Linked DNA regions of Mus musculus: all the other regions are linked to region 4. The links are chromatin loops, found by intact Hi-C in ENCODE. Cell type or tissue: heart. All regions are shown on one strand.

Region 1 (8,000 bases), 110 kb after region 4:
TCTGTGCCCACTGGGAAGTGGGCATAAGCTAAAAGCTAAAGACTTGAAAACTAAAGATAATAAGTTACAGTGCTTAGCTCAGGGTATAAAGGGAGTTAGCTCAGGGTATAAAGCATTTGCCTTGCAAGTGTGGGGACTGGAGTTTGGATCTGTAGAGCCCACATAAACATTGGGTAACTATGACAGCACTGGAAAGGGGATCTGTGGGGCTAGCTAGAACTGGCTAAATCTAGTCTGGGTTCACTAAAAGATCTTGCCTCAATAAAGTAAAGATTGATCGAGGAAGACATCAGTGTCAACGTTGGGCCTCCACATACATGGGTGTACACACACACACATAAATACACAACACACACTCACAAAGAAAGAAACCATGAATAAACTGTACCTATTCATCGGAGCCTCTTCCTGCAGCCTATTTATTGCATATTGGGAAGGTCCCTATCCCAGTGAGCCATGTTTGGAAGCCTACCTAGGAACTGGTCACTTCAATGGTGCTCACCTTGAGGAAGCGACGGTAGCCTCGCACAGCAGTCTCAGGCAGTGGGTGGGAGCGCAGGAAACGTAGATACAGGGGCCAGATGCGAGAGTGTTGTGTGATGGGCAGTGCCCTGAGGGCACGGTCAAAGGTGCGGCGGGTATGTGTTACCCTTCCCTGGTCCATGAGAAACTGGCAGTAGTCTAACCACAGGCGTGGCATCTGAAAATAATGGAGTGAGGGGTCTGAGGCACAGGCTCCATAGCTTCCTTACACTTCATATCTAGGGCACAGGGGCAGCAGGGAAGCAATAGGGGTCATCACCTGCCACCCAGGCTCTGTAAATAAGCCCAAGAGAGTCATTATTTCCTCAAGCTGATAAAACACTTTGGTGGACCTGTGCCCTGTTTTGCTGGAGCACTATGAGGAAGAGGAAGATACCCCTTTACATCTCACTGGGGAAATAGTTGCCAGGAGTGCGCCTGCCCGCACACCCCTCTCCAGATCCCTACCTTGTGCATGAACACAAAGGCCCTCTCATGGCAGTTGTTGACATCTTCATAGGCAGGATCAGTCACACAGCGATGTTTCACCTGTGCCCGGCGTGCCTTCAGATATCGGTACCAGAGTTTGTAGCTAAAGAGCAGGAAAGGCAGATAAGATGGGTTTATGGAACCCCAGAACCCTTTCTTTGTTCTAGAGGCAACTGTGGTGAAAAAGGGACTGAGGAGGGGCAAGAGATCTCACAGGGAAGGGACAGGCTTGGACATGAGGGAAGGTGTGACCTATCAGGGGCTGTGCTTCAGTAAAGGAATACACAGCATTCACCTGGGACACACAGTCACTTGTATTGTGACTGGGTGTAGAGGGGTGGGAGCTGATGAGCAGGGTAGCACAGGGAGGGCCATTTGCACCTGCAGGGAAGCAGTTTGAGTGCCCGCTCATACAACTGGTTGAGTCGGGGCTTGGGGGCCCCCTGTTTGAACTCGATGTAGCGGAGCCAGCATTTGACGGAGAACTGGTTCCTCATGATTTCTTCCTCATAGGGAAGGTCCTCTTCCTCCTGCCAGGGCCAGGGAAGGGGAGACGAGAAGCCTGTCTTTAGTCTCAGTAGAGTCACAACCCATCCTGGGGCTTAGCCCCAAACTCTAGGCTTCTACAAAAACTCCATACCCTTTCAAAAGGCAGTGGTGCAAGTCTATACTCCCACCATCTCAGAGGCAAAGAATAAAACAAATGGGAGGTTGGTGAGATGCCCAGTGGGTAGAGTCACCTGCCACTGAGACTGAGTCCCATGGTAGGAAGGAATCAACTCCTTACGTTGTCCTCTACCTTCCACATGCACACAGTGGCAGGCACATGACTTGCCTCTTACACATGTTAAAATTAAAAACAAACAAACAAATAAACAAAAAGAAGTAGAAAGATGGCTCAGTTGGTACGCACAAGCATGATTGCCTGAGTTCAGATCTCCAACACTCACGTAAATGCCAGGCATGGCAGTATGTATCTAAAAACCCCAATGCTGGGCAATGCCAGGCATCGCGTTATGTATCTATACACCCCAGTGCTGGGCAAACACAAACAGGTCCCTAGATCCCTAGGGCTCACTGGCCAGCCATTTAGCCCGCCAGTGAGCTTCAAGTTCAGTGAGAAGACTTTGTCTCAAAAGTCAGATGGAGAGCAACGGAAAGTCAGCTCATGTCTATTTCTGGTCAATGCGCATTCATACACACACAGCCCATGCACTTACAATACACGCTATAGTTAAAAACAAACAGGGCTGGAGACATGGCTCAACAGTGAAGAGTATGTACTGCTCTTGCAAAGGACTGCACTCATTCCAGGCAGCTCATAATTACCTATAACTCTAGACTAGGGCCTGTGTGGACACCTGACTCACATGCACATACCCACACAAAGACATCCACATAAACATAATTTTAAAAATACATCTTTAACAAGCAAACGGACACAACACAACAAGGTCCCAGACATGATTTCTTCCTCTATTGAAGCTGGATCACCAGATATTAGCTAAAGCAGTGGTTCTCAATCTACGGCCACTATGCCTTTGAGGACCAAAAAAATCCCTTTCACATGGGCTGCCTAAAAACACCAGAAAACACAGATATTTACATTATGATTCATAACAGTAGCAAAAGTACAATTATGAAGTAGCAATGAAAACGATTTTATTGTTGGCAGTTACACAACATGAGGAACTGTATTGAAGGATCACACATTAGGAAGGTTTCAAACTACTGTGCTAGATAGAGTGTTAGTTTAGACCTCTGGCTCTCAGCACTCAACTGCCCACACAGATCTCTTAGTTGTTAAGGAGACTCTGCCCAGATATCAGCTTTGTTCAGTAAATCTCACTCCCTGGCCCCAATCCTCACACTCTTAAGAAGTCTTTGACAATTTCATACATATATACAAGGAGTTTTGGATATCTTCACCATCCATTATTTTCTCTTATGCCCTTCCCATAATCCCTAGCGTCTCACAGCACTAGGGCCAGAGGCCTGGCCGCTGTCATGGACAGCTGGTTGTATCCAGGCACCACACACTTCCTCCCGGACATCAGGCTTTTGATCCTTCACGCTTACACTATCACCACCGCACCTATCTTCATACCTGGCCTGTATAATAACATTTTAAAGTTTTGTTTTGTTGCTCTTGAGACAGGGGTCTCACTATTTGTTCTAGCTGTCCTGGAATTCACTATATAGACCACACTGGCCGCAAACTCACAGAGATCCACCTGCCTCTGTCTCCCAAGTTCTGGGATCAAGGGCATTCACCACCACACCCAACCCAAAGTTTTAAAGTTTTTAACTTATTATTTTCCCCAGCCTCTTCTCAGGTGGCAGATACCGGTGATCTCCATGAGTGCATCAAGCCGTTATCCAGAATCCAGAACACTAGCCGGTCACTATGCCTATCAAAATCCACGTCGATTCACTCTCATTCCCCTCCTGGCCTCTTAACCTCAACAGCAGCTCCTCACTCGAGCCATGAGGGTACGTACGGTTCTTTATTCCCGGTCTGATCAGTGTTTTGACATGTCGCCCCATGGACTGGGGTCTAGTCCCCCCCCGCCCTCCCCCCCCGAGAGCCAGACTCCGATCCTGTAAGGTATCCAGCTTTGGATCTTCCCTAGCGAATCACCCTCCACCTCGCTGCAGACTTACAAAAACAAGGTCCGGCCGCTCGGAACGCGGAACTCGCGCCATCACCACCATCTTCCTGGCTCTCCAGGTACAGACGAGAGTCGCGCTCTAGTGGCGTCACGCACAGAAGGCCCGCCCTCTTCGAGACAGACCCGTTTTCTATTGGCTGCACCGCACTTTGACAGCACCGCTTGCTCTGTTAAATTTTGAGTGGTTAAGGAAGTGACCGGAAGCAAAGGGGCGCCGGAAGATGACGTCACAGACCCGGGTTCCTGACCACTCCGCTTCCGTATTGGCCCTTGGGCAGCACCAATGAGGTTTTGCATTACTGGACAGTCGACTTTGGGCGGAAGTGGCTTCGTAAAACCGAAGAGCGAGATGGGGGTGAAGCTGGAGGTGTTTCGGGTCAGTGAGTTCTAGGCGTTGGACGTCTGGACCCGGGGTCTTTCAGAAAATGAAAATAGATCTTGGAAGTGAGAGAAGCGCAAGGCAGGGAGGCGTTCCACAGAGAAAGTGTCTGAGACTTGTACTGGCACCCCAGCAGAAGGAGCACTAGATGTGGGGGCTTAGAATGGAGGGAAGCGTCTCAGAGATGGGAGAGCTGAAGAGGGTGGTTCAAGGAAGGGAGGCTTCAGATCCAGAGTGGGGTTTCCAGAAGGAGAGCCCAGAGCTCATGATGGGTCTCAGATAGGATTTCTAGAAGTAGGAGAATATATTTGGAAAAAAAAAAAAAAAAAAAAGAGGGCCCTCTATATGAGATGCTACGGGTGGGTATCAGATTGGGAGTTAATAACATCTCAAGGATATGTGTTTGTAGTAGGAACCCTTGGACTGTTAGTCTCTCTCTTCCTTTCCCTCTCTTCTACATCCTTCGTGCACGTGTGCCTGTGTGTGTGTGTGTGTGTGTGTGTGTGTGTGTGTGTGTTTGTGTGTGGTGGTGGTGGAAGGGAGTCGTGGACAGAACTACTACGAGTAAAATCTGCTTGATCATGAAAACCAGGCTTTAAGGTGCCAGGTTTCTGTTCTCCGGGTAGGATTTCTGGGGTTCCCGGGGAGCCCCTGAGGCTGAGCTCCGGACCTGTCCTTTGGGCTTCCCTGCAATCTCCCTGTGCTCCACCCACCTCTGCTTTTACAGATGTCCCTCTACCTCACTTTCCCCGTGGTTATGTTCTGGATCTCCAATCAGGCTGAGTGGTTTGAGGACTATGTTGTCCAGCGTAAGGTGGGTATCAAAGTGCTTGATGGATAATTCCTGCGGAAGGGAGGGTATGAAGCACCAACTTGCTATTGAGATCCATTGTCTGCCTCTCATGAGTCAACCCTGTTGTGGATGTGGGGCTCTGGATTCTCCTGCCTTGTGTTCTCACCTGTGACTTTGTTCCACAGAGGGAGCTGTGGCCAAGAGAGAAGGAGGGTCAGGTCAGTAACCTGTTTTCCCCAAGGAGCTGAGTCACTCTTACCTAGTTGGGCTTGGAATAAAGATTTCACCCTCAGCCATAGGTAGGAAAGTGGAAGCAGCAGACTGAGTAGGAATTCCAGACTAGCCTGGGCTAGAGACCTTGTCTCCATAAAGGTTTCTTGTTGTTTGTGATGGTGTATACCTACGGACACTTGGAAGGAGGAGTAGGAGGAGTATCAGATTGAAGCTAGCCTGGGCTGCATGGGGATAGAGAGAGGGAGACAGGAGAGGAAGCTGTAATTCCAGCATTCCAGCACTCAGGAGATGGATGCAAGAGGATTGAGAATTCTGGCTATTCTCTGCCGCCTGGTGAGCTCAAGGCTAGCCTGTAGTATATGAGACCCCATCTTAAAAAGAGGGGAGGGCACAAATGGTGTCACATATTACCTTTTCCCCGAGGGATGAAGCTGAACTCACTTGTACAGTGATTGTGATTGGCATGGGGCTCCCAGTGTGGATACTGAACTCTGAAGCCAAAGGGAGGATAGTGTGAGTGAGTCCAGGCTGTGAGGCCTGTACTCTTCCTTCCTTCCCATCACACCCCTTTCCCCATTCCAGCGCCAGGAGCTAGAAGAATTTAAGCAGAAGATCCGGAAGCAGAAAGAAGAGAGACTTCTTCAAGCTGCCCAGCAGAGCTCCTGAGACCTTCAGTTCCTCAAGTCCCAGCTCCCTTCCCCACCACAGAAAATAACACACACTCAACTCTTTGTTGCTAGTGCCAAGTGTTTTATTGTTTTCAGGGGCCAGTGGGAGGCCCAGGATGGCTAGAACTCTCAAGGAGCTTGTGTCTGGGGCTGGGGGCTGCTGTTCCTGCGGAAGCTGAGTGCAGCAGGATCCTGAGGGGTGAGCAGGGGTTGAGGGCTGAGGGTCCCAGGTCGTTTCTGCATTCCATCCTGGGGATGAAGAAGGGTCAGACGGAGGGAGGGGACCAAGGAAAGTGCAAGTCAGAAGTGCCTCCAAACAATGTTTTTTTTTCGTCTGCTAATTAGGGTGGTGGTATTTGGTCAGACATTGGCCTGTTAGTGTATACCTGTAATCCCAGTACTCAAGAAACAGGCAGGAGGATTATTTTGAGTTCAAAGCTAAATACTAAAACAAACAAACAAACAGTTGAGTTGAGAAGATAGCTCAGTCATTGAAATCCTTGCTATGCTCATTTGAAGACCTGAGTTTAAGCCAGGTGTGGGTTTATGCACTTGTAATCTCAGTGCTTAAGAGTCAGGAGGATCCCAAGGGCTTCCTAGCTAGAGAGCCTGATCTACCTGGAGTTCCAGGGCACTGAAAGCTCCCAGGGCAGGAGATTGACTTCTGGCCTCCACCTGCGTGTGCACACGTGTGCCCGGAGCTCTAAACATGTATGCTAATGTACACAGACATAGGGCTGGGGCTGGAGCTCAGTTGATAGAGACTGCATCAAAGCCCTGGGTTCTATCCCTACCCACATACATCACTCATGGTGACTCACACCTGTTATCCCAGAACCCAGGATGCACATGTAGGAGAACATGCCAGCCAGAGCTACATGAAACCCTGTCTCAAAAACAATAAAGCAAAACACTCCCAAACAGAAGCCCTACTCTTCATTGATTTATAGGGGTATGCATTCATATGCCTTCCAGGAAAACTGCCTGTTTTCTCCCTGTGGCCTCTCCCAAATATACAGATGTTGGAGCAGGAACTGTAATTTCCAGCCATAGTTCTGCACTAGCATGAGTCCTGCCACCTGACCTTAAGCCCATAGCACTTTACGTGTTCATAGGGTCCTCTCCTTTCCTGCCTAGAGACAGGTCATAGATTTAGAGAGCTATGTGGAGTCTCACAGGTAATCTGGACATCACCTACCTTGGGGCCGATAGGTTGGAAGCCAGGCAGGGAATTAACTGTTACACGCTGGTCGTCCATGCGGCGGCCCTGGGTGTTGACCAGCATATCCATGAGATTGTCCATCTCTGGAGCAGGGCCACCCTCTGCTTGGAGCAGAGACAGGCAGGCATGAATACAGACCCCATCCTGAGTCCCAAGATCCACAAGATCCCAGAACCCCAGCACTCCTGCCACACACACACACACACACACACACACACACACACACACACACGGCCCAATCACGCCCTGCTTACGGCTTTCTGGGTTCTGGCCTGGCCCAGCCTGCAAGGAACAGCGCTGCTCCTCCATCCGATCGCCCTGCACGTGGGTCAGCAGGTTGAAGAAGCCTTCCTGGTCCGGTGAACCTGCCTTGGGGACAGACGTGATTGGTTTAGTTTGGTCTGTGCCTTCCCTGTCTTCCAGACAGCATCCACCCGAAACAGTGCCTGCCTTCCCATCTCTGCTCTCACCATAGTCCTCACGGGTCTGCAGAATTTCTCTAAATGAAACCTGAGTCTCCTTCCCTGACCTGCCCCTGACTCCCCCAACCCCCACCTCCCAGCCTGGGGCCCCTGCCTGCAGCACAATTTCACATGGTACTGACTCTAGGGACAGCATTCTACCACTGTCCTAGATTGAGACCAGGCTTGGGTTGATTTGGGGGGTTGGGACACTTACCAGGGAAATGGGGCTCAGAAGTGCCCCTAAATCCTAGTACCTACTATCTCTTGGGGGACAGTACTAAGAATCCATTCATTTGCCCTGAGGAGGGGCTCTTATACTCTCCTACCTATACCCCCTGTGTGTTATAGTAACTGGGTCAGGGGACTCCAGAGACTTGCTTGCTAATTAGATGCCCTATAAATGAATTAATCTTGTCAATTACAGGTGCCGAGACCTCAAGAAGCGGATGGTGGAGTCAGCCAGAGCCCTCTTACCTTGTCTAGAAGGTCTGAGCCTCCCTCTCCCTTTTCTTCTTCCTGGTCCATTGTGTATCTCTCCTATACTTTTCTCCTGGTCT
Region 2 (8,000 bases), 48 kb before region 4:
GTCCTGGCCTTGCCCCACCTGGACTTTACACCATGGAGCTAATTTCAAGCTTCTGGCCTCCAGTACTGTGAACTAAATGACCTGTTGTTTAGATGATCCCATTTGTAGCCAACTTTTACAGCAGTTACCTTACCAGAAACAAAACAGAGGGATAAACATTGGGGGGGGGGGCTGCAGAGATGGCTCAGCAGCTGAGAGCACTGGCTGCTCTTGCAGAGTACCTGATTTTGGTTCCCAGCACCCACACAGCAGCTCACAACTGTAACTCCAGTTCCAGGGATATGACATCCTCTTCTGGCTTCTCATGGGGCACTGCACACACAGGGTGCACAGACATACATGCAGACAAAACATTCAAACACAGAGTTAAAAATAATAAATATAAGGAAAGAGATTCTAATACGTGAAGGGTGGCCAACTTTTGGGCCTCTGCTGAGGTAACAGCCATTGGGGACTTCAGGTGGCCCCTCTGGCAGATATCACTTACTTGACAGCTCCAAGAAGTAGAGAGAGAGTCCAGAGGGCTGTGTTCAGTGTCCACCACCAAGCAGAGTCCACCCGGAGGACCTTGGCATCGGCAGCCCAGGCGATATGCTCACAAGGATAGTACAGTTGGTCAGTCACATTACTCAGGACAGACAGCCATCGGATGAAGATGTCCTCCTCCTATAAAATCAAGGGGTGGGGACAGGCCTGCAAGTCAGACCTCCCCACTACCCATCTAGGATGGTCCCATTCTGACCCCACAAGCCTCCCCCATGACCACAGTCTGTGTTCTGGTGCCTGGGCAGTACAGCCTACTGCTAACAGCTGTGCAAGAAAAGAGCTAGGCCTGGCTTCCTCTCCTCATGCTCACTGGACAGCTCACTGGCCCTCAACTTAAGCAACGGAATCTCCTCAAGAGCTGTCAAAACCCTAAGTCACAAACATTGCAGGAGGACAGGGCTAGACACCAAAGTTTGTTGTTGCTGTTACTTAATTTTTACTTACTTCTTTGTGCCTGTAGCACACATATAAACACGCCCATATGTACGCAGTAACCTCCAGGGCCAGAAGAGGGCATGAGAACCCTGGAAGCTGGAGGTAGAGGCATTTGTGAGCAGCTGTGAGCAACAGGTGCTCTTAATCGCTGAGCCATCTGTCTGGCTCCACAAATTTTGTTTTAAAGAAAGGGTCTCATATATCTGAAGCTGGTCTCAAAATCACTCTATATGCGATTGACTTCTAGGGTGTGTGTGTGTGTGTGTGTGTGTGTGTGTGTGTGTGTGTGTGTGTGTGTGTGTTATATGCACATTAGTGCAAGTGCTTTTGAAGACCAGAAAACGGTGTGATGTTCTCTAGAGATGGAGTTATAGACAGTTGTGATTCCCCTAGTGGAGGGGTGTCAACATAGGGAGGGTGTGAGAGTATAGGTGTGTGTGTCCACAGCATGTGTGTGGCGGTTGGAAGACAAGCTCACTGCCATCAGTCCTTGCATTCTATTTTGATGGGGACAGTCTTTCTCCCGACTCCTCTCACCAAGCTAGCTGTCCTTCATGCTTCTGGGGACTCTCCTGTCTGCACATGTCACCTCCCTGTAGAAATGCTACTGTCAGAGGCATTACCTTAACAAGATGTATGTGGGCCTGAGATTCGAACTCAGGTCCTCATACTTGTGCATCAAGCACTCTATCCACTGAGCCATGTGCACAGTCTGTCCTGTTTGTTTGTTTCTGAGACTGTCTCTCTCTCAGTCCTGAAGCTCACTAAATAGGCCAGGCGGCCTGGGCAAATGGGATTCCCCCAAGGATCTTCCCATCTGTGCCTCTCCAAAATGGGATTACAAATGTGGGCCTCCACCCCCAGCTTATTTTACATGGGTTTTGGGAATCACACTCAGGTTCTCAGGATTACACAATTATTTCACCGACTGAACTATCTCCCTAACCCAGATCTTAAACCTCAGATCCACTTGCCTCTATTTCTCAAGTGCTAGGATTACAAGTGTAGGCCACCACCCCTGATGTGGGGACTTTCGAAGTGTGTGTGTGGGGGGGGGGGGGGAGTGTTCTCTGTCCATCTAAACTCAGATGATCAGTTTACCTGCCTGGTGAGTTTGGGAGTATGGCTCAGCAGCAGAGCCCCTGCCTAGAATCCTCCACTGAGGGGCAGTATATGTAGCTTAACAGTAAAGTGCTTAAGTAAAATGTGCAAGGCTCCAGTTCTGTGGCCAATACTACCATAACAAATAGTAAGATCACCCAGTAGGAAGCACTTTGGAGCAAGCCCTTAAAACATCCATGGAAGCCACTGCTCTTGATCCTTGGGAAGTTCAATTTCCCTCTCCCTACAGCCCCATTAACCATTACCTTTGTTCCCAGGCCATACTGCTTAGTGTAGACAAACATGGCCAGGTCATCAAAGAGTCTCAAGACAGTCCTGCAATGATTGAACTGGGCTGACACCACCAGCAAGCGCCTTCCCACTTCGGACCTGTTGGGGCATTGTTCCACTAGGACCCCACCGATCAGCTGGCAGCAATACCCCAGTGTCCGGATCTGTGGGAGACCAGAATCGGTTACCATGGTTCCAATCATGGCTGAGCTGCAATCCCCTACCACACACCCAGCCATGGACACTTTAGGATGGAAACTGGAAAGAGTTGCTGGGCACGGTGGATCAGGCCTATACTTGTCAGTACTTGAGAAACAGAGGCAGGAGGATCACCTCCAAGTTTAAGGCCAGCCTGGGCTACTGAGATCCTGTCTCAAAAAAACCCAGAAAGTTCTAAGAGTCATCAAACTGCCAACCCAATCTGAAAGGTTTTTATCTTTTGTTTCTTTCTTTTGGTTGCTGAGGCTGGGTCTCACGTTCACCTCACTCACTGCATAGCCCAGCAAGTCACTGCCATGCCCCTGCCTCAGCATCCGCAAGGCTGTAATAACAAGCATGGGGCACTTAATCTGGCTAAAACTGAAAGCTTCTTTCGTTCTCTCTTCCTTTTTTAAAAGATGTAACATTATTCTAATTTGTTAATTTGAGACGGGGTCTCCGTAGCCCAGGCTAACCAGACACCGTGGTCATGATTAGAATTCCTGATCCTCCTGTTTCCACCTCCCAAACTCTGGAATGAGAGGTGTACAAGCATCTGGTGTACTTGAGACTGAGACCAAATCGTGCACAATGCACAAGCACTCTACCAATTGAGCCAACATCCCAGGCAAGGCAGAAGTTAAGAGGAGAGCTTGACATCAAAATCCAAAAAGTGCCACATAGCCGGGTGTGGTGAGGCACACCTGTCATCCCAGCCAGTATTTGGGGAGCTGAGGCATAAGGACAAGAAAGTTCAGGGTCAGCCTGGACTACAAGGTAAGTTATAGGCAACCAGAACTTCATAACAAGGTCCTGTTTCAACAAAGAAAGAAGAGGGGAAGAGAGGAGAGGGGAAGGGGAGGGGGGGAAGAGTTGCCATGGGGAGTCCCATTAGAGTGCTAGCTTGCTCACCAATGGTTGAAATGACAGAAAACAAAACTATTTCCCACCTCCTGGGCTCTCCTTTGCCCACAGGCAGGGGCATAAGGCTCTTCCGCCTAGCTCTGCCTTTAGCAGGACTGAAAAAGCAGTCTAGGTGGCAAAATAGCCATTTGCTTGGAAGACTTTAGAGAGGGGCCATTCAGTAAGACACTTAGAACACGGAAATTTAGCAGGCTCACCGCCCTTGTATCTTTGTTTCTTTTGTTTTGAGACAGGGTATCCTGTAGCCCAGGCTGGCCTTGAACTCCTGATCTTTCCATTAGAAGTGCCGAGATCACTGGCTTGTGCCAATATATCTGGTTTGTGCGGTGCTGAGGAAGGACCTAAAGGTTTCGTCTATGCTAGGAATGCAGTGGGCTACAGTCCCAGATCTTTTATTATTTCACTTGCTTATCAGAAATGATTAGTTTCAAGCTGTGTGTGATGGCACACACCTGTAATCCCAGCAATTCGGGAGGCTGAGGTAGGAAGTTCTCAGGTAAGACACCAGCCTGCCGACAGCCTGCTGTCATGTAAGACACCGGTCCCTTTAGGACCCCCTCTCTGGCCTGTTTTCCTCATCTCTGAGACCTGACCAAACTCCAGGTCACTCCGGTCCCGCCAAGGCCCCAGACTTCCTCTCACCAGGCGGTCCCGGACCCGGTGGGACTCCAGCGCGGAAGCCAGACGGTTCAGCAGAGCCATGGCAACTCGGTCGTGACGTCACCCAGGGCGGGGTCAAACTCCTTTGGAAAGGTCCGAAGGTCCGCGCAGGCGCAACTGCCTGCCCTTTGTCCGAGTACTGCTACCTTGTAGGCGTGCTAGCCCGAACCCAGTTTGCAAATGTATTACTGCCACGTCTGTCCTCCCTGCCCACGGACACCCAGAATGACCTTCTAAGCCTGTTGAAATTCGCTCCACCGCTGCTTAGGCAACTCCGCAAGCAAAATGTTTCAAAAATTAATTCATTGCCTACGGGCGGGGGGGGGGGGGAGCGGGGAGTGGGGACAATCAAAAGCTTCACTTGTGGGCTTCATGTACCTGCTTTATCAGTTTGTCTGTTCTGAGCATCTGTGACTGGTGTACTCTCACAAGGCATCTTGATTTTCACTTTCTTTGAGGGGTGATTAGATTTCTTTCTTTTTTTTTTTTTTTTTTTTTGAGGATTTCATTTAGTTCACGCTATCTTTGAACTCACCATGTGCTCAAACTGGCCTTACACTCCTTATTTAGTCTCCCAAATGCTGGATGATAGGCATGTGGCACAAGGCTCCAAGACATCATTAGATATGTTATATTAGATATCATTAGTTACCTGGCTAAAAGGCACCTTTAGAAGAAAAATGAGCTCGGCAGGGAACAAGTACCTTTAATCCCAGCATTCAGGGGGCAGAGGTTCTCCGTGAGTTCCAGGCTAGCCAGATCTACATAGGGAGCTCTGGGCCAGCAGGATGGCACAGTTGGTAGAGGCGCATGTAGGTCAAGCCTGAAGACATGAGTTCCATCCTTGGGACTGGCATAGTTGAAAGTAAGAACCCACTCTGGTGCTAGCTGTCCTCTAACCTCCACAGTTATGGTGTGGTGCACATGCGCGTGTGTGTAAAAACAACTACAAAATAGTCAAAGTTCTCTTCCACTCTTCCTTCCAGGAAGGACAAAAGTTGATCGCTAAAGGTGTTTGATCCATATCTACCTGAGCAGGGCACCCAGAGAATTCACCTTAACCAGCTGTGTTTTGTTTTGTTTTGCTTTGTTTTGTTTTGTTTTTTTGTTGTGTTTGGAGGAGTGAAGACACAAGTATTTTGAGTATTTGTTTTGAAACAAGATCTTATGTAGTCCAAGCTGGGCTCCAACTGAATTAATTTGTAGCCAAGACTGGCCTTGGACTCCTCCTGGTCCTCCTGCCTCAACCTCAGAAGTGCTGGCATGACAGGTGTGTGCCACCAAGTCTGGTTTGTGTGGTGCTGGGATGGAACCCAGAGCTCTCTGCATGGTAAGCTAATGTTCTATACTGAGCCACATTCACAGACCCCAGAACAGTATTTTTTTTTAAAAAGATTTATTTATTATTATAAGTACACTGTAGCTGTCTTCAGATGCACCAGAAGGGGGCATCAGATCTCACTATGAATGGTTGTGAGCCATCATGTGGTTGCTGGGATTTGAACTCAGGGGCTTCAGAAGAGCAGTCGATGCTCTTAACCACTGAGCCATATATATATGTGTGTGTGTGTGTGTGTGTGTGTGTGTGTATAACATATATATATAATATATATAGTGTATAACAATAAATAATATGTATATATTATTTATTATATATATAATATATGTGTGTATAACATATATTATATATATATATAGTGTATAACAATAAATAATTTTTTTAAAAAGAGGGAAAAAGAAAGAAAGGAAAGGAAAAAGAAAAGACCCAGAATCAAGCAAAGAAATTATTTCACTCAGGTCAAATTATTTCACTCAGGTCTGATATGGTGAAGCAGTGAGTTTATTGAGGCTGCTTAAGGGAGCAGGGTAACGCAAAAAATCTCTAGAAAGCCACCCCAGACTGGAGGATGATTGAGAGAGCTGCATTCGTAAAGCTCAGCTGGTAGGCAGCCTAGCTATTCAGACAGTGTCCTCTCCCCATCTGCTCTTTGTGTGTTTATGTGTGTGTGCATGTATGCACATGCAGGTGCTGTGTGCTCATGTGAGCATATGCTCTCAAGACCAAGTGTATGGGTGGCCTCAGAGGGCACAAGCATTGAATCCCCCAGAGCTAGAGTTACAGACTGCTATGAGCTGGACGAACTTTGGTCCTCTGGAGGAGACATATGTGCTTAATTAATTCCTTGGCCGTCTCTTCAGCCCTTGTTTGTTTCTAGAAGAGTGGTTCTCAGCCCTTCTAATACTGCAACCCTTTAATACAGTTCCTCATGCTGTGGTAACTCCAACCATAACATTATTTCTTTGCTACTTCGTAAGTGTAATTTTGCTGTTATAAATTATAATGTAAATATCCAATATTCAGGATATCTGATATGGGAGCCCTGTGGGAGTCACTACCTACAGGTTGAGAACCACTGCTTTAAAAGGTGAAGGAAGGGCTGGAGAGATGGCTCAGCGGTTAAGAGTACAGACTGCTCTTCCAGAGGCCCTGAGTTCAAATCCCAGCAACCACATGGTGGCTCACAACCATCTGTAATAGAATGCAATACCCCCATCTGGTGTGTCTGAAGACAGCTACAGTGTACTCATATGAATAAAATAAATAAAACTTTAAAATAAAAACTGTTTCCAGGTGTGGTGGCACATGCCTTTAATCCCAGCACTTCTGTAGGTGGATTTCTGAGTTCAAGGCCAGCCTGGTCTACAGAGTGAGTTCCAGGGCTATACAGAGAAACCCTGTCTTGAAATAACAAAACAAAACCAACAACAACAAAAAACTGTCTACCTCTCCCATTTAAAAAAAGGGGGGGAAGGGTGAAGGAAGTAAAAGATGATTCGATCACTGGGAATGTGCCCTGGAAAGAAATATTGGTATCTAGGCCTGTTTCTGTCTCTTTGGCAGTCTGTGACTCTAGAATGACAAGAAGGGGCCAGGGACTCAAGGACATCAGTGCCTGAGTGCAGCGTCAAGATACAGATAAACAGAAAAACATGAAGAATATTACTCTCACCCAACCTACCCCCACATACACATCTACTTCTAAATTCATCACTATTCTCCATACCATTTCCCAGATTACAAAACTGAGGCTCTGAAAACTCAAATTCCATGTTTGAGTCTCTGACAGAATTCAATCCCAGATCCTCAAGGCTGCCCCCAGAGGTAGTCACACCTATGTGACAGCATTATCTGGGAGTACTCTTGAGGTCACAATGACCTGGGCCAGACCATCTTGGGTTAACCTCTAGAAAGGACCAGAAGACCATCCCCTGGGATAACCAGGGCCAGAAGGGATCAGAGGGATCAGACAGGAGCCAAGGTCAAGATTCATTAACCCAGTAAGGTAGGTCTGTATCTTTGTCCCTGTACCCTATAGTACTCGGATCTGAACCTAGGATCTCAAATATGCTAGACACACACACAACCACTAAGCTACCGCTTTAACCAAAGACACAGGTTGGATGTAGCCTAGGTATTGGATATTGGTATGGGGAATCCCTTTGTAAATTTTGTATACTTTGCAATCTTTGTGTACTTTGTAAATTTTGTAATCCCTCGTGGCAAGAAAGTAGCCAGCCCCCTCAGCCAGACCTCCCTAACTGTCATAAAGGTGTTTCCAAAATCTGTAATAGTTACAAAGGTCATCTCTAGCCCCTCAACAGGACCCTCCTTAGATGCTAATTGTAGGTGTAAAGTCTGAACAAAAGCCTCCAAGCTCTGAACTTCCCACAGAAACCCACCAATTCCTGAGTACGAAAATCTATCAATCCCTGAAGAGAAAAACCTGTCAATCCCTGAGCTCACCCAAGCTCAGAACTTGAAATCCGCCAATCCTGACCCTGGA
Region 3 (8,000 bases), 240 kb before region 4:
TTGTTATTCTTGTTGTTGTTTGAGGCAGGGTCACCCGTAGCTCAGGCTGGCCTCAAAATCACTAACTTGGCCCAGGATGACCTTGAACTCCTGATAGACCTGCCTATACCTTCAGAGTGCTTGCTGACAGGCATACAACGCCACACATGGTTTATGTAAGTCTAGGGATGAAACCCAGGGATTTTGTGTGTGCACAGGGAGGGCTACACTCTGGCCACACACCCAGTATATTTACTGCACAAACCCCAATGTCTTGGCTTTCTGTGTGCCATTAGGGAACAATGTTTATATGCACCTACTATGTGTCCAGCACTGCTCAGGTTCTAACATCGGTGAGGAACAAACACCAGGCCCTATCCTTGTGAACACTGCATGTATATTTAAAAGCCCCCAGAAGCTCTGTCTCCTGGGCTCAGGAAGTCCAGACATGGACAAACAATCAATTACCAAAAAATGTAAAAGCAGAGCTCAAGGTACAACACTATGCGCCCAAGTGCACAGGTGCATATACAACATAACCCTACTTCCTTAAGGCCTCAGAGAGCAATGTAGATGTTAACAATCTTGGATTTTTCTAATAAGAACCCAAACCATGGACTGGCTCCGTTTTTACTTACTGAGATGGATGGCTCAGTAAGTCAAAGCACTTGCTGCCCGAGCATGAAAACCTGAGTTCAGATCTCTCCACACCCACCTAAAAGCCAGCACTTCAGCATACATCTATCTATAACTCTAGTGATAAAAAGAGGTGAAGGGAGAGGGGGAACTGGCACTCACAGGCTAGGCAGTGCGGCCAAATCAGCAAACTCAAGGTTCATTGAGAGACCCTGACTCAAAACACAAGGCTGAAAGTGACAGAGACAAACACTGGATGTCAACCTAGGTCCTCTACAAACACACAGGCACAGGAGTGCACACGCGAACACACATGCACACGCACGAACACGTGCACTCGGGCACAAACCAAACCAATGGCCATTCCTCATTGAGTACCTTCTGTATATCGGATCCTGGGGGCCTCAGAGACATTACCAGTTTAGCAGACCCACTCCACAAGATCAACCCAACCTGTTCCATAATCCTGCACCCTCCTCCCAACACACACATCTCCCTCATTCACAAAAGCGTGGCAGTTCCTTCTCTCCTTGACCCCTTCCCTATTGTAATTAATTTCCATTTTCAGAGAAAGCTGAACCAGTAACTCAAAAGACATTTGTCATTGCATGTTTTTTGAAACAGTGTCTAACTAGCCTCAAAACTCACTCAATAGCTGGGCTTGCTTCAAACAACTCGCTATCCTCCTGCCTTGGCCATAACCAAGCACAGAACTATAAGACCAGCCTCTGAACAAATGGGCTAACTGAACCTCATTTTAGCCCTCTCTGAAATGGGTATGTAACTATGTTGGCCTCCAGGGAACACTGGGAGGTTCTAGCGCTAACCAGCCTGGAGACTCATAATCATTCTAATTATAACCATCCTGAAAACTACCCCTACTGTTACTATGATTGCTGTGGGGCCAAAGGTATGCAGACTTTGCCTCTAGACATCTGGAAGTAGAGAATTATAAACATAGCAGCCACAAGGGGTCGATTCTCCAACAAGTGTCCTCCGTCGAAGAGGATACCCCTGGCTTTGGGTTTAAACTGCTCAGATGTCTGAATCTGTTGCAACCCAGTAACCATACTTACTTAAAGCAACCTCAAAGAGCCTCAGAGGACAGATTTGGGGTTAGAGAAAAGAACAGACACAGTTGAGAGGTGCACTGGGGACAGACACCCGAAGCCTGGGCGGGCACTGGGGCAAGGTTCCTCAGACCCGAGATGGACACACGCGGGGTACAGAGCCACAAGCCCAGTGAGCAAAGGCCAAGGTCAGCCGGGGTTTCACGCAGGGCCAGGGCCACCAAACCCACTCTTCCCCTTCCCCAGTGTAAAGATGATCACTATAGGGAGGGGACTCTTCATAGACACAAGGACGCTACGGGAGTCTTCAACCTTCAGTCCGTGGAGAGGGGGCTCTAGGTTGATGGAAGAAGAACGAGAAATGTCCACAACTCTCGTGAAAGGACTATATTGCTGGAGTGGTGAAATGGGTGTCTGTAACCCTGACTCCTTGGTGGGGCCTGGGGGGCTCTAAGTTGTATGGAGCAATGGGAAGGGTTGTCCCCATTACTCAGCCCAAAGGGAGAATTCTCTAGGTTGGCTGTGGCGGTGGAGAGGGGTGTCCCCGACCCTCACTCCTTAGGGTGAGGGTTCTAGATTGGCTGGGGCGGTGGGAGAAGTGTCCCCGACATACTGTGATCGCCTCTTGTCCCAGACTTACCCTCTCCAGGGTACAGGTGGCCGGCTGTGCCCACCAGCAACGCGGCCACGGCCACCAGCAATGGCACAGCCGTCGTCTCACATCCTCTCCCGAAGCCCATAGCAGTAGGAGTGCTGGGACCCCGGCGATCAGAGCACGCCACGCCGGCCTACTGGGGACATACTCCGTGAGAAGGTCTCTGGAGAGGCGCTCGGGGCCGCACGTCCTTCTCTTCCACGCCCGTGGCTCACAGGCCGCAGCTCTCCAGCCTAGAGGGCCCTGGGGACAGTCCCGGGAAGAGCACAGAGGCCTCGGCCGCAAGCAACACCGTGGCGCGGCCCGCAGGTCACCCAGGCCCGGTCCCGTGCCCGCAATCCCAGAGTCCAGAGCTCACCGCGGTGCGTCTCCTGTCCGGGTCTCCTGCTTCTGCCCTCCGTGCAGCTCTGGGTGGGTCGCGTTGTGTGGAGTCTGAGACAGAGGGACGCGCGCACTGGAGGGCACCTGGGCTGGTGGTGGCGGCGGGAGCTAGGGCTCGACTCCAGCCCGTAAACAACGCAGCCCGTCAGCTGGGCCCGCGCGGGCCAAGGGAAAAGGTGGCGCGGATTAAGACAGGGAAGGGACTGTGCGCTCCAGTGAGGCCCGCTGGGGGGGGAGGGGGAGAAAGCCAGCAGAGCTCGGGGAGGCGTGGCCAGAGCTGGCAACGCCACGCCTCCTCGCCTCCTCGCCTCCTCGGCCCCTTTGCCCCCTTGCCCCGTAAAACCCGCAACTTCAGAGACCCGAGGCTCACTTCAGATTCTTCCAATCCCAACACCCCGAACTGCTGGCTTAGAAAGATTACGATTTAAAAGCTTGTAAGCGTTCTCAGATACCAGTGTAACATAAACACCCAAACAACTCTAAGACTCACCTGTCAAACGTCCGGAGCTGCCCATATCCGCACCTGACACGAACGCCCCCAAAGAGTCCCAAAGTTCCGATTTTAAAACCTAGGGGTCCCCAGATCCCCGCCTGACTCGAAAACCACTAAACAGGCCTGAGGTTCCAGTTTAAAAGCCTAGGGACGCCCCCAGGTCCCCTCCTGACTGCAGCAAACACAAGTAACACCGAGGTTCCAATTTAAAGGTCTGGAGCACACTCTAGATCTCCGCCAGATCTAGACACCCCAAATTACCCCGAAATAACAATTTTAAAGTCTGGAAATGCCGCCAGATACCCCAGGACATAAACACCCCAATATGCCCCTAGATGCCAGATTCAACCAAGCACATTTTGTCTTTCTTTACTCCTTTTTACTATTTTTTTGACTCCCGTGGGGAATTCACTTTAATTCTTTACCTTTGATTCTGTTTTTCTTTACAGCCTATGCTACCAATGTCTTACGAGATTCTCCCAACCCTGGCTCTCTCGAGGAGCTAGTAGGCGCCCAACAAGTTCCCTCCCCAGTGAGCTCCCGCCCAGCAGCTTGGAGGCACCAGCTTCCAGGCCACAGCCACGTGTCCACAATGCAGGCAGCCTGTATTCCCTGGCCTGCGCCCCCTCCACCCAGCACTGAATTCCAGCAGAAATCAATAAGGAAATGACTCTAGAAGAACATAACAAGGCTTCTAGAAACACGTTAGAAACTTCATATAGGATCAGAGCAGACATAACTCCATTTTCAACACACATACCAGTAGGTGGCTGTATGTCTAAGAAAGCCATTCACTAGCAGCCCTGCTCAACCACATCATGAGGCGCTAACCCTGTCGGTGCCTTAGGAATATGTGCAGTACAGAGTCCTCTATCCTTTGCTTCACATGTTCACTCAGACCCGGACTGTGGCTGCTGGTCTGTGCAATGGGTTTGACAATATCTGTAAAAAAAAAGGTAAAAATAAAAGTAAAGTGGCAAGCAATAGAGAAAGACACTTAAGGTCAACCTTTGGCCTAGCACACCACACCACACACACACATAAACACACACATACAAACATATACATAAACAGAAAGAGAGAGAGAGAGAGAGAGAGAGAGAGAGAGAGAGGAGAGAGAGAGCGCTAAAACAAAGAGCCAAGCATTGGGAAGCAGGTCTTTAATGTCTTTACTCACAAGGTAGAGGCAGGGGGATCAGGATTGGAGCTTAGCCTGGAACACATGAGGTCCTGACTTTAAAAATAAATAAAATAAACAGAAAACAAAATAAGAGTGGACCTGACAATATGGCTCAGCAGGTAAAGGCACTTGTTGCTAACCCTGAAGATCTGAGTTCAATCTTGAGCTCCCACAGAAAAGGTGCCTGTACACACACGCAATAAATAAATAAATAAATAAATAAATAAATAAATGCTTTTTCAAAAATATTTTTAAGTAGTAGCCTAGGGCTGTGGCTCTTTGGTAGAGCACTTGCCCAGCACACATGAGGTCCTGGGTTCAATCCTTAGCACCGGGCCCATGGTCCTTGCATTATGCAAATGTGCTCCTGCTTAAAAGCCTTTCCCCAACCTTGCCCTCAACTGTCACTCTTTCTCTTTGCTAAGTCTCTGCGCCAATGAGCTTTCTACCCTGACCAGAGTTTGCAAACACCCTTCAGTTCTTATGGTCCCTTTCTCCCATCCATTCCATCATAAGCACATACCCCTCCCTGACATTCTTATTTATTGTCTTGCTTGTCATTGCTTTTTAACCTGCCTCCCCCATATCTATTGACGGACCTATGGGCTAATAAATATTTGTTCACTGGAAGAATCTACGTGTCACCTATAATGAGGGATTTCCAGTTACACAAAATCAGCATGATCTGTTTCCTTGTAGAGTGGGTGTATATGTCCTGTGTGAAGAGTTGAGGGAGGGGGTAGATTCAGAAGTGTCCATGGGGGAAAGAAAGCACTTGAAGCTGAAATCTGAAGGAAGGGATGCCAGTCAAGACAAGCTGGGAGAAAACGTGTCGTGGTATACAGGGCTTGTGCAACGGCCCTGAGGTTTTCAGGTGCTGTAGCTGCAGAGAGGAGAGGAGAATCTGAGTGGAAATGAAAAGGGTGCAGATGCTCCAGCACTGCACCACTGTGTGCCTGACTCGTGTGTGCATCTGTGAAGGTAGTATGTGTGGGTGTGGATATGCATATACAAGTGCGCCTGTGCTTGTAGGGGCCACAAGTCAACATCAGGGCTCTTCTTACATCCCTCTAGACCATATTTTTTGAGACAAGAGTTTTCACTGATCCTGGAGTTCACCAGTGAACTTCCATCTCTGCCTTCCAAACTCTGGGATTACTAGCATGACCCACCACACGTGCACCCAGTTTTGTTTTGTTTTTTTTTTTAATCTGTGTTTTAAGAACCTCTAAATTCAGGTCTTCATTCTTGGAAGGCAAATACTATACAGCTCAGCCACTTCCTCAAAGCCTGGTGGGGTTTTGTTGTTGTTCTTTTCCTTTTTCTTTTGTGTTTGTTTTGTTTTGTATTGTTTAATTATTTGTTTTTGAGACAGGGTCTCACTGTGTAGCCTGGGTTGGCCTTGAACTCACAGAGATCTACCTGCCTTTGGCTCCCATGGACTGAGATTAAAGGTATGCCCCACGCCAAACCTTATTTTTATTTGGTAGTAGGGAGTTATATCTTCTGGAGTGAGCTACCCTAGGTGGGACAGGAAACCAAACTCAGATCCTTTGAAAGAATAGCGACTGCTCCTAACTGCTACTCTGTCTCTCCAGTTCCTGAGTTATTGGTTTGTTTTGGTTTTTAACAAGAAGCCACCAGAAGACTGATGTAAAAGGTCTGATGTAAACAAAATTTCTAACATTGTCTATCATCAAGGAGTGATTCCAAGTACACACCTGTGATCTCAATGTTCTAGAGGCTAAGTCAGGAAGGTTGTGAACTCGAGACCAGCACTGGTTACATATTGAGACCTTGAATCAAAAACTAATTAGCAAAAGGGCTGAAGAGATGGCTCAATAGGTGAAGTGCTCACTAAACAAACACAGGGACCTGAGCTCAATCCCTAGAACTCATAAAGAAACGTAGTGTGTGATGGCACTCTTATAACCCCAGCACTGCAGAGGCAGAAACAGTCAGATCCCTGGAACTCTGGCCAGCCAGCTGAACCAAAATTAGGTGCCAGTTCCCAGTGAAAGACCTGTCTCAAAAAACAGTCAGGAACCAGGAAAAGATGTTTACCTGCTCAGCACATAAAGATGTTTACCACCAAGCTATACAACCCAAACTTAATCCTCAGGACCCACAGAGGGAAAGGAAAGCTGACTCCCACAAGTTAACCCCTGAAACACACACACACATTAGCTAAAAATATTTTTTAAATGGGAGCCAGTTAAATGGATTAGCAGATCAAGATATCTTAAGATACCTGCCACAAAACATGATGACCAGAATTCAATTCCTAGGACCCACATGGGGGGGGGGGTCCCACGGGTGAAGACAGTTCCTAAGAAATGATCCCAGAGATAGACGTTCTGCCTTCACATACACTAGAACACATGGTCATGTGCTCCTGCACAAAATAATAATAATAATAATAATAATAATAATAACAACTAACACCAATTCAGTTGCAGGAAGGCACCAAATGCTCAAAGCAGCACATCAGGAGTGTAGCTGTTGCTTTCCAGAGACAACCAGCCTTAAGAAGGTTTGACTTTAGCCAACACTGTGATGTTGCAATGTCACAGATCATGAGCCATTTTGATCTTGGACTGTCTTAGACCTTGAATAATCAATCATCCAGCTTAACTTCTGCCCATGATCCAAGTAATAGATAAACTTTAAAAAATAAGCCTCACCTCTGGCTTCCCTCACGATAAAACCATCTCCCACCCGAAGAGATTTTGTTTTGTTGTTGGGGGAGATTTTGTTTACATTGGTGGGGCCCGCCAGTGTAATTGGCACACACAGTTACTGACTGTTTCTCTCTGTCCCTGCATAAAAGCTGATGCAGGGGCTGTGGCTCAAGAAATAACAGCTCACTGAACAAGTATGTGGGCCTGAGTTTGGAACCCCAGAACCTGTACAAACATGGATGAAGTAGAGCGCTCATCTATTATCCTAATAGTTCTATAAAGACATGGGAGATGGAGACTGGAAAATCACCCAGAAAGGTGAAGGACAGATAGACTGGCATCTTCCATGATAAATAAGACACTGTCTCAAATAAGATGGAAGGTGAGGATCATCAGCAGAGTTTGTCCTCTGACTTCTGCACATGCACAATGGCACATATGGTCATTCTCCTGCTGCTCATAATAAACTACTTCCTTATTTATTCCCAAAGTCATTACTTTGGACCAGAGAGGAAGCTCAGTTGGTCCAGTGACTGTGCAGCATCTAAGAAACACTGTATTCCATTCTAGCAATTCTACCCCAGGGGATGGGGTGCACCCTGCTAGTATCAGCACTGAGAAGTTAAGAGGCAGGAGGATCAGGAAAGCAAGGTTATCCTTAATTACACAGCAAGTTGGCTGCCAGACTCAAAAATACAAACAACAAAAGAGATCAGTCTGGTGTCATCCCAACTACTCAGGAAGCTGTGGCAGGAGAGCTACCTGGGCTTCAGAGCTAGGACAAAGCCATCATTTATTAAGGTGACTTAATAAAGCCCTATTTCAAAATAAAAGGTCTGGGGGTGTAGCTCAGTGGTGGGACACTCATCTAACCCTTGGATCAATCCTCAGTCTCAAAAACAGCATTGTTAAAATGGACAAAGAG
Region 4 (8,000 bases):
TGTGTGTGTGTGTACGTGTATGTACTCTGTATACACATGTATGTGAAAGCCACAGGTCAGCCTTTACTATCATTCTAAAAATTCATTCACCTAATAGGTTTGTTTTGTTTCTAGACAAGGTCTCACAGTGTAGCCTTGACTATCCTGGAATTCACTGTACAAGTCAGGCTAGCCTCAAATTCACAGACATGCATATGTCTGCCTCCAGAGTGCTGGGATTAAAAGCAGGTGGCAAAATATCCACACAGGGTCTAATTGGCCTGTAGCTCATGATTAGGATAAATTAGCTGGCCTGTGAGCTCCAAGGGATCCTCCTGTCTCCACCTCCCCAGTGCTGGGATTACAAGCTTTCACACCCAGGTTTTTATGTAAGTGCTGGGGATCAAACTTGAAACCTCATGCTTTCTAGTCAAGAACTTTACCAGCTGAGCCGCCTGCTATGCACCCTGTAGCAGTTTTGTGTTCTGTCCCTTCAGACCCTCAATGCTCCTGACGTTGACTCTACAACTTGGTCATTCTTGTGGTCACTGATGACTGTCTTGTTTGTGTTACTCCACCTGTCAGCCCCTCTGAGGAACCAGCCCTTGACCCTGTGACCTTTCTGTTGACTCCATGACCTTGTATTGATATGATGACCCTCAGATGGGCCCAGTTGCCATCTTCCTGCCCACTGACCCCTAGTGAGCCCAACAGCCCCCCCCCCACTCATGTATCTTCTCACCTACCTCACTGCCTACAGTTCCGCTCGCTGTCCATGGTTTCTGAGTGTCTGTTCTCACTCATCAACGGAGACGACATGTTTGTGACGTTCGCGGCCATGCAGGCCCAGCAGGGTCACAGCAGCCTGGTGTGGCTCTTCTCCCAGCTGTACCTCTACTCCTTCATCAGCCTCTTCATCTACATGGTGCTGAGCCTCTTCATTGCACTCATCACCGGCGCCTATGACACCATCAAGGTCAGCCATCTCTACCATCTCCTCCCTGGGAGTCCTGGCTTCCCCTTCCCCTCCCCTGAACATTTTCAGCCCTGAGTTCCAAGAGTCGCCTGGCTTCACAAAGTTGTCCTGGCTTCACAATAGTTGGAACAGGTAAGACTCAGAAGCTATATAAAGTCCAAAGGAAGAGTGGCCAGGAACTGGGTTTGGAGTAGTTGGGGTTGTTTGAGTCATCCTGGAAGAGTAGCCTAGGATGTACCATAACTGGATTCAGTTGGATGGGCAGGAAGGGACGGGCTCCCATGGTCCCTCATGGGTACAAAAATGTGCCAGTATTTTCTCTCTCTCTCTCTCTCTCTCTCTCTCTGTGTGTGTGTGTGTGTGTGTGTATGTGCCCCCCCTCTGTGTGTGTGTGTGTGTGTGTGTGTGCGTGTGCATGCATGTTACATGTATCAGAGGACAAACCACAGGAATTGGTTCTCCTCCTTCACTGTATGGATCATAGATCTGAACACAAGTTACCAGCTTTGCAGCAAGTGCCTTTACCTGCCACACCATCTCACTGGCTTCCTCCCTCTCTCATACCATCTTTTATTAAAAACCATTTACTTATTTAGGGGTGAGAGGAGGTTGTGCACAGCACAGTGTGTTTGGAAATTAGAGACGACTTGTGGAAATCAGCTCTCTTCGTCCACCATGTGGAGTCATCAGGTTTGATGGCAAAACTTTTATTTCCCCTCTGAACCTTCTCACATGTCTGTTAAGATCTTTCCTTTGAGAGTGAGCTTGAACGTCTGCCCAGTGTCCACCACCTGAGAGCTGGGCTTATAGATAGATGCATACTATCACCTCCATTGTATGTGGTCCTGGGGGTAGCAATCAGGACTTCCTGCATACTATGCAGTCACTCTACCAGCTGAGACACACATTCAGCTTAGGGGCTTTTTCAAGACCACCCTAATACCCAACTACAGCAGGGACAACAGGGTCCCCCTGTACAACCCTCCATGTTTCCTCTATACCTATTGCTACTTGCTGTCCATACACAGACCATTCATATTCCTCACTATCACTAGATAGACAATGACCACTTGATTCTCCTTGATACCCAGCCCCCCAGACTCCTTACAAGATGTTTGCTGGGTAAATTCTGCCTCCCTGCTACCCCACAGTCCTCTGTGCTCTCATCTAGGAAACTACAGCCTGCAGGAATGCTACTTCTTCTTTGTACCCTATAAGACACCACACACATACACATGCACACACACACAAGGCAAATATACATAACTATCCAAAAGTCAGTGCAGCTAGGTGGCTGCTTGGGACATTCCCTTCATCTCTTGAGAATTCTAGATTGAGGAGATGGGAGCCCGAGGAAGAGCATACTTGTAGAAAGGAACATCCAAAGACTGGGAGGCAGAAAGGACCTGGAGAAATAGCAGTGGTGCCAGGAAGTCACAGGGAGAATGTTCGGGGACTCTGCCTCATTCTGAGGCACTGGCAGTGGATGTGTGCACTCTTTCCCACATGGATAGAAGCTCTACCACAGGTACATTACTGTCACCCAGGCCCTAAGCAGCCACACTGAGTCTCGCTGCAACACTTGGATATCACGCAGGACCCGTGGATGCAGGAGTTCAGGCCTTATGCCCACTAACTCTTTTACACTGTTCCAGCTGAGATGCTGGGTTACTAAATACCAGTCTAGGCTTCTGGCCCGCAGCAGAAGGCACTGAACCAATGAGCCTGAGACCTGCGGCCACATCCGGGGATAGGGAAGATTTCTACAGTGAAGCAAGCCACAAAGCAAAGGTCCAGAAATGAGACCCAGAGTGGTCACATCAGAGCAACAGCAGGATGTCCAGTTGGCCGGACCTAAAGAGCACTAGAGGTCAGGACCATCTTTCATGCTGAGTTCGGGGAATCGTCTCTTTCCAGCACCCAGGAGGTACTGGCACAGAGAAGAGTGAGCTCCAGGCCTACATCGAGCAGTGCCAGGATAGCCCCACATCTGGCAAGTTCCGTCGTGGCAGTGGCTCAGCTTGTAGCCTTTTCTGCTGCTGTGGAAGGTTGGAGCCCCAGATCTGGGTTGTGGATTGATTAGAGGCTGGGGGAAGAAGTGTGTGCCAGAGAGACTGGGTGCCTCTTTTTTCCATTTCTCTCTTCCAGGGACTCCCCGGAGGACCATTCGCTGCTGGTGAACTGATCCAAGATGATTGCCACTAGACTTTATCCCCATGTACTGCTGGGACCCCAGCTTATTTATTTTTAGAATTTGCTTTAAAAGATCTGCGTCTGACAGGCCTTGTGAGGGCTTGGGCTGATCGAATCGGACACAGGGGAAAGGGAGGGCATGTAGGGCGGCTGTTAAATAAAAGGGAATGTAAATGCGGTGGTCTAATTTGTAACAGGTGAGGCAGCCCTTTCATAAATCGTCAGCTCCTTTAAGAGGCCGCCACACTAGGCATGGCTGGCGCAGTGCGACCTTCCAAGCATGGCGGGAGGCGGGGATGGGGCGTGTCCTGCAGCGGAATAATTTAAAGGTGCCGCGTCTGAGGCAGCGGGCAGAAAACTAGGGGTGTTGGCCGAAGCTGGGTGGACCTGGTTGCAGCTCCTGAATGGTACGAGTTTCCATCGACCGAGCAAAGGTGTCCCTTCGAGGACTGTTAGAGAGCTTCAGCTTTGCCCCGGATCGATTTGTCCTGATTCCGGGTAGGTCCCGACTTTTTGATGCTCCAATACCACCCCACCCCCATTCCTAAGTTCCTTGTCCCGGTGTTTCCGCATCGGTAGTCAGATGCGACCTGGAGTACGGAATGGAAGTAGTCAATCTAACAATTTTCCAGGTAACATCTCAGGGCCCTGCGATCCTTCTAAATTCCCATTAATAATAGTCTAAAGGCATCAGAAAGATCTCCAGCGTCCCAGGAGAGTCCCGGTAGCGTTCCTACCTTCCCCGGTATCTTCCTGGAAGCTCCTAGACTCCTAAGTAGTTATGTGTATCTCCGGATCTCAGTAACTTTCCAGTGCGTCGTTCCTCCTACCCTCCCCCAATTCCGGCGTCCCTGGTTACACATCCTGCATCATTTCACTAATCCCAGGGATGCTCCGCACCGCGAGACCCGGTAACTTTCCTTTTACGTGACAGTTAAATCTCCAAGCCCGAGCCTATAACACTTTGGGAGCTCATCTTACTCCGATGGCCCTAGAGCCCCCTTTTCAATAGATTGCACAGCAGTGCTTCCAGTGCACGCCCCAGCTTCCTTGATGGGCCCAGGCTTGGGTCAGGAGCCCAAAGTCCAATTGTCCCTCAGCCTCCTGGCTTACAGGTCCTGGTTTCTTCTGGAGTGAGACATCGCGTCTTTACAGGGTGTAGGAAGGGGTCTCGCCTAAGGGTTGGTTAATCAAGAGTAGTCAGACATACGGAAGGCCAGGCTAAGGAAGGAACCACTGCCAGAAGAGATCATGGCTTAAGGGCACCTGCCAGCGAGCTGCTGACTGTGGGTGCCAGGACGGCTACCCTTTTGGCCACAGGGTGCAGATGAAAACGTTACGGAGTCTGGTCCGCCTTATGCATAAGTGAAGTAGGACAAAGAGCTGGGGGCTGGTCTCATCCCTTGATCTGGGCGGGGAAATCAACTTGCCCCTATCCTTCTGTCTAGCAGTACCCCTCTAGACGCTCTCACCCCAACCCCGGCGAATGGAGGAGTCACTCCAGCCAAAGGTATCTAGGGGGCGTGGCTTGTGAGACGAGCTAGGGGTAAGGAGCCTGTAGGCGCTGCTGGGTAGGCTTGATTGACATCTTGTTCTGGTCCCTTTTGCTCCTCGATTTCCAGGACTGCAGGCTACAAGACCTGCTACCTAGTCCGAAACAATCGATGGAGGCCCCACTGCAAACCGGAATGGTAAGAGTTGGGGAATTTTTGTACCGGACTACAACTCCCGGCGGTCTTGCCGTGCACCACGCGATTCTCTCTCCGAGAACCAGGCATGTGCAGGTGAAACTACGTTTCCCGGCATGCATAGCGGGAGACCTAGTCTCTCGGAAGGCTTAGTTGCTCCCCCCACGTAGGGGGATGGGAAGGAAACCGCATTGACCCATTCTGCAGATGGGGACACCGAGTCACGAACTGAATACAACCTCCTCCGGGGCAGAGGTGATTCAAAAGACCCTGGAGGAGGGCTTGGGGAGACGGATATGCGTTGCCCAGCCTGTGCCGTTCGTTCCGCAGGTGCTGGGCGTGATGATCGGGGCCGGAGTGGCGGTGCTGGTCACCGCCGTGCTCATCCTCTTGGTGGTGCGAAGGCTGCGGGTGCAGAGTGAGGATTCGGGGGGAACCTTTGAGGGAATACTATAGGGATGGAGGGGAAGCTGCAAAACCTGGAGAAACCAAGCGGCTGGGGTGGGGATTTGTTGAAGCCTGCGTGGAGCTCAAAGCACCATCTTCCCTCCACCCCCTTCCCCGTCCCCAATCCCCAGAAACTCCAGCCCCGGAGGGTCCCCGGTATCGGTTCCGGAAGCGGGACAAAGTGCTTTTCTATGGCCGGAAGATTATGCGGAAGGTGAGTTCCAAGACCTACTGCTGGTCTGGCTGACCACAGCAGCCCAGCCCTTTCCTATTTACACGTTAGTGACCCTCTCTGCCTTCTTAGATCTCCTTAGAGCTCTCCTTCCTCTCCCTCCAATTGACTCAATATTCTAAATTCTCCCAGGTGTCACAGTCCACTTCTTCCCTGGTGGACACATCAGTCTCCACCACTTCCCGGCCCCGCATGAAGAAGAAACTGAAGATGCTTAACATTGCCAAGAAGTAAGGCAGACTCTGAGTGTATTGGGTATGAGACGGGTCAGCTCACACCGGAGTTTTTGCATTTCTAAGTTCTTGAAACATACTGATTGTCTGGGAAATATTCCCATAGTAGAGGGACATCTCAAGGCCCTCAGTTGGCAGGGGCTATCTCAGGGTTCTGCCATCTCAGACATGACACTTCCGGTGTGGGCGTGCTGGTCGCTTAAGGCTTGTCTCATAATGTTTCCCAGTTTCTGGAAGCTATCTGCCGTATATTTAGGAATCTACACCTATTGGAGAGTTTATTCAACGCGGCATGTTGCAGTTATCTCAGATATTTGCATGACTAGGTGGAGGGGCTGTTTCGAAATTCTGTTCTCCAGGGAAATCATTCTATCCACACAGGAAAGCATCTCTCTTGGAGTTGTCTGTGTTGTTCACCCTGTATAGTTCTTTGCCCTGTGGGGGCTAGCTCACATAGTGTGTGTGTGTGTGTGTGTGTGTGTGTTGTTGTTGTTGTTGTTGTTGTTGTTGTTGTTGTGTGTTGTTGTCATCGTCGTCATTGTTGTTATTTGCTTGGGTTTGTTTTGATTTTGGGCTTCAAGTCCTCCTTCATGTTGGGATTATAGGTATGTGTCAGTATGCCTAGTTTATATGATCCTGAGGATTAAATTCAAGGCTTTTTGCATGCCAGGCAATCATGCTGCTAACTGAGCCACATCCCTATTCATTCACTCATTTTTTGCAGAAAGCATTCTGCCACTGAACTATCACTAACCCCTACTTTACTTGAATTTTTTATTACTTAGAATGTATTTACTGTGTATGTGTTTGTATGTGGGCATGTACTCTTTTTGTTGTTGTTGTTTTGTTTTGTTTTTCGAGACAGGGTTTCTCTGTATAGCCCTGGCTGTCCTGGAACTCACTTTGTAGACCAGGCTGGCCTCAAACTCAGAAATCCGCCTGCCTCTGCCTCCTGAGGGCTGGGATAAAAGGCGAGCGTCACCACGCCCTGCTTGGCATCTCCTAGCATGTGCATGGCAGTTGGCTCTCTCCTTCCACTGTGTGGATGTCAGATTGAACTCAGTTTGTCATGCTTGGGAGAAAGTACCTTTACCCACAAGCCATTTTGCTGGCTCTACTGTTTTGTTTTTCCAATTTATTTAACTTACTTTGCAGTATACAGTGTTAAACTCAGAGACTGACCATGGTAGGCAGACGTTTTTGCCAGTGAGCTAAACTTAAGCCCTATATTATTTTTTTGAGACAAGGTCTTGCTTAGTTATCCAGGTTGGCCTTGAACTTTCTCTATAGCCCAGGCAGGCTTTGAACGTGTGATTCTTCTTTCTCAGCTTCCTGGGTAACTGGAATGACAGCCTATGCCCGTCATGCTTCCCTTTTTAAGAATTCCTTTGTGTGCCAGTAAGATGGCACAGTGGTTAAACACACTTGCTATCAAGCCTGGAGATATGAGCTCCATCTCTAGGACCCATATGGGGAAAGGAGAAAACTTACCTTCAAGTTGTCCTCTGACCTGCACAACACACACACATACACACACACTAGATAAACAGATATAAATTTGAATTTTTAAGAAAATAATTCCTGGGGCTGGTGAGATGGCTCAGGGGTTGAGAGCACCGACTGCTCTTCCGAAGGTCGTGAGTTCAAATCCCAGCAACCACATGGTGGCTCACAACCATCCATAACAAGATCTGACGGCCTCTTCTGGAGTGTCTGAAGATAGCTACAGTGTACTCATATATAATAAAATAAAATAAATAAATCTAAAAAAAAAAGGAAAGAAAATAATTCCTTTGCATTAGAAACTTAGGAACATTATCTCAGATGTTTATCAGTGTCTTTGAGAAGGCTCTTCCAGGGATCTCTGTAAGTTAAGAGATGGTTCTGGGATCTTCTTGCATCATGAGGTCTACCCTAAGGTCTTTTTCAAGAGTGTATTTATCACAGACCTTTTTATGATTTTGGTAGAAAGACTGTTGGTAAACTATTTGCTTTGCAAATATCAGTATCTGGGGCTAATCTTGAGAACCATATTTAGGAAAATATCTGGGTATGATAGCTTACTTGCCATCTCAGCCCTGGGGAGCTGGACACAGGCAGATCCCTGGGTCTCACTGACTGGCCAGCAGTGAGTTCCACACCACGGAGAGACCCTGTCTCAAACAGATAAGGTAGAGAGCATCTGAGCACTCACACACATACAGACACACACATCACACACTACATACACCACACACATACACATCACACAC

Evidence for each region. Peaks named below come from ENCODE experiments on the same cell type or tissue, not always from the same donor. Only the 100,000 strongest peaks of a DNase experiment are listed, where the experiment ranks them.
Region 1: a loop joins it to region 4, with 8 times the contacts of the local background. A loop is called at or near these places in 10 of 42 quality-filtered maps.
Region 2: a loop joins it to region 4, with 2.8 times the contacts of the local background. A loop is called at or near these places in 3 of 42 quality-filtered maps.
Region 3: a loop joins it to region 4, with 4 times the contacts of the local background. A loop is called at or near these places in 2 of 42 quality-filtered maps.

Annotation. Positions count from the first base shown.
Region 1 is chr8:3,617,553-3,625,552 of GRCm38, forward strand. It overlaps Xab2 (XPA binding protein 2), which reads right to left and starts at 3,744. Exons shown (of 19, transcript NM_026156.2): 1 at 3,676-3,744; 2 at 1,393-1,541; 3 at 991-1,114; 4 at 503-700. The coding sequence starts at 3,726. It overlaps Pet100 (PET100 homolog), which reads left to right and starts at 3,999. Exons shown (of 4, transcript NM_001195244.1): 1 at 3,999-4,059; 2 at 4,790-4,876; 3 at 5,041-5,073; 4 at 5,672-6,683. The coding sequence starts at 4,033. The coding sequence ends at 5,755. Pcp2 (Purkinje cell protein 2 (L7)) reads right to left here and starts at 7,484. Exons shown (of 4, transcript NM_001129804.2): 1 at 7,450-7,484; 2 at 7,234-7,348; 3 at 6,956-7,080; 4 at 5,817-6,006. The coding sequence starts at 7,452. The coding sequence ends at 5,887. In heart, no CTCF peak of the experiment used is centred here; a DNase peak (open chromatin) is centred at 3,879; H3K4me3 peaks cover 2,546 bases; H3K27ac peaks cover 1,186 bases.
Region 2 is chr8:3,463,435-3,471,434 of GRCm38, forward strand. Pex11g (peroxisomal biogenesis factor 11 gamma) reads right to left here and starts at 4,214. Exons shown (of 5, transcript NM_026951.3): 1 at 4,138-4,214; 2 at 2,349-2,537; 3 at 488-666. The coding sequence starts at 4,197. It overlaps Tex45 (testis expressed 45), which reads left to right and starts at 7,428. Exons shown (of 9, transcript NM_029598.1): 1 at 7,428-7,499. In heart, CTCF peaks have their summits at 1,054 (motif pointing right) and 5,597 (motif pointing right); a DNase peak (open chromatin) is centred at 4,217; H3K4me3 peaks cover 1,699 bases; H3K27ac peaks cover 1,608 bases.
Region 3 is chr8:3,276,704-3,284,703 of GRCm38, forward strand. It overlaps Insr (insulin receptor), which reads right to left and starts at 2,914. Exons shown (of 21, transcript NM_010568.3): 1 at 2,326-2,914. The coding sequence starts at 2,425. In heart, CTCF peaks have their summits at 1,582 (motif pointing right) and 3,902; DNase peaks (open chromatin) are centred at 1,918, 2,898 and 3,778; H3K4me3 peaks cover 2,644 bases; H3K27ac peaks cover 1,952 bases.
Region 4 is chr8:3,511,911-3,519,910 of GRCm38, forward strand. It overlaps Mcoln1 (mucolipin 1), which reads left to right. Exons shown (of 14, transcript NM_053177.1): 12 at 740-955; 13 at 2,873-3,003; 14 at 3,104-3,322. The coding sequence ends at 3,140. Pnpla6 (patatin-like phospholipase domain containing 6) reads left to right here and starts at 3,501. Exons shown (of 35, transcript NM_001122818.3): 1 at 3,501-3,646; 2 at 4,600-4,658; 3 at 4,771-4,839; 4 at 5,167-5,254; 5 at 5,415-5,497; 6 at 5,648-5,745. The coding sequence starts at 4,635. In heart, no CTCF peak of the experiment used is centred here; DNase peaks (open chromatin) are centred at 3,451, 3,961, 4,681, 4,941 and 1 weaker place; H3K4me3 peaks cover 3,137 bases; H3K27ac peaks cover 2,875 bases.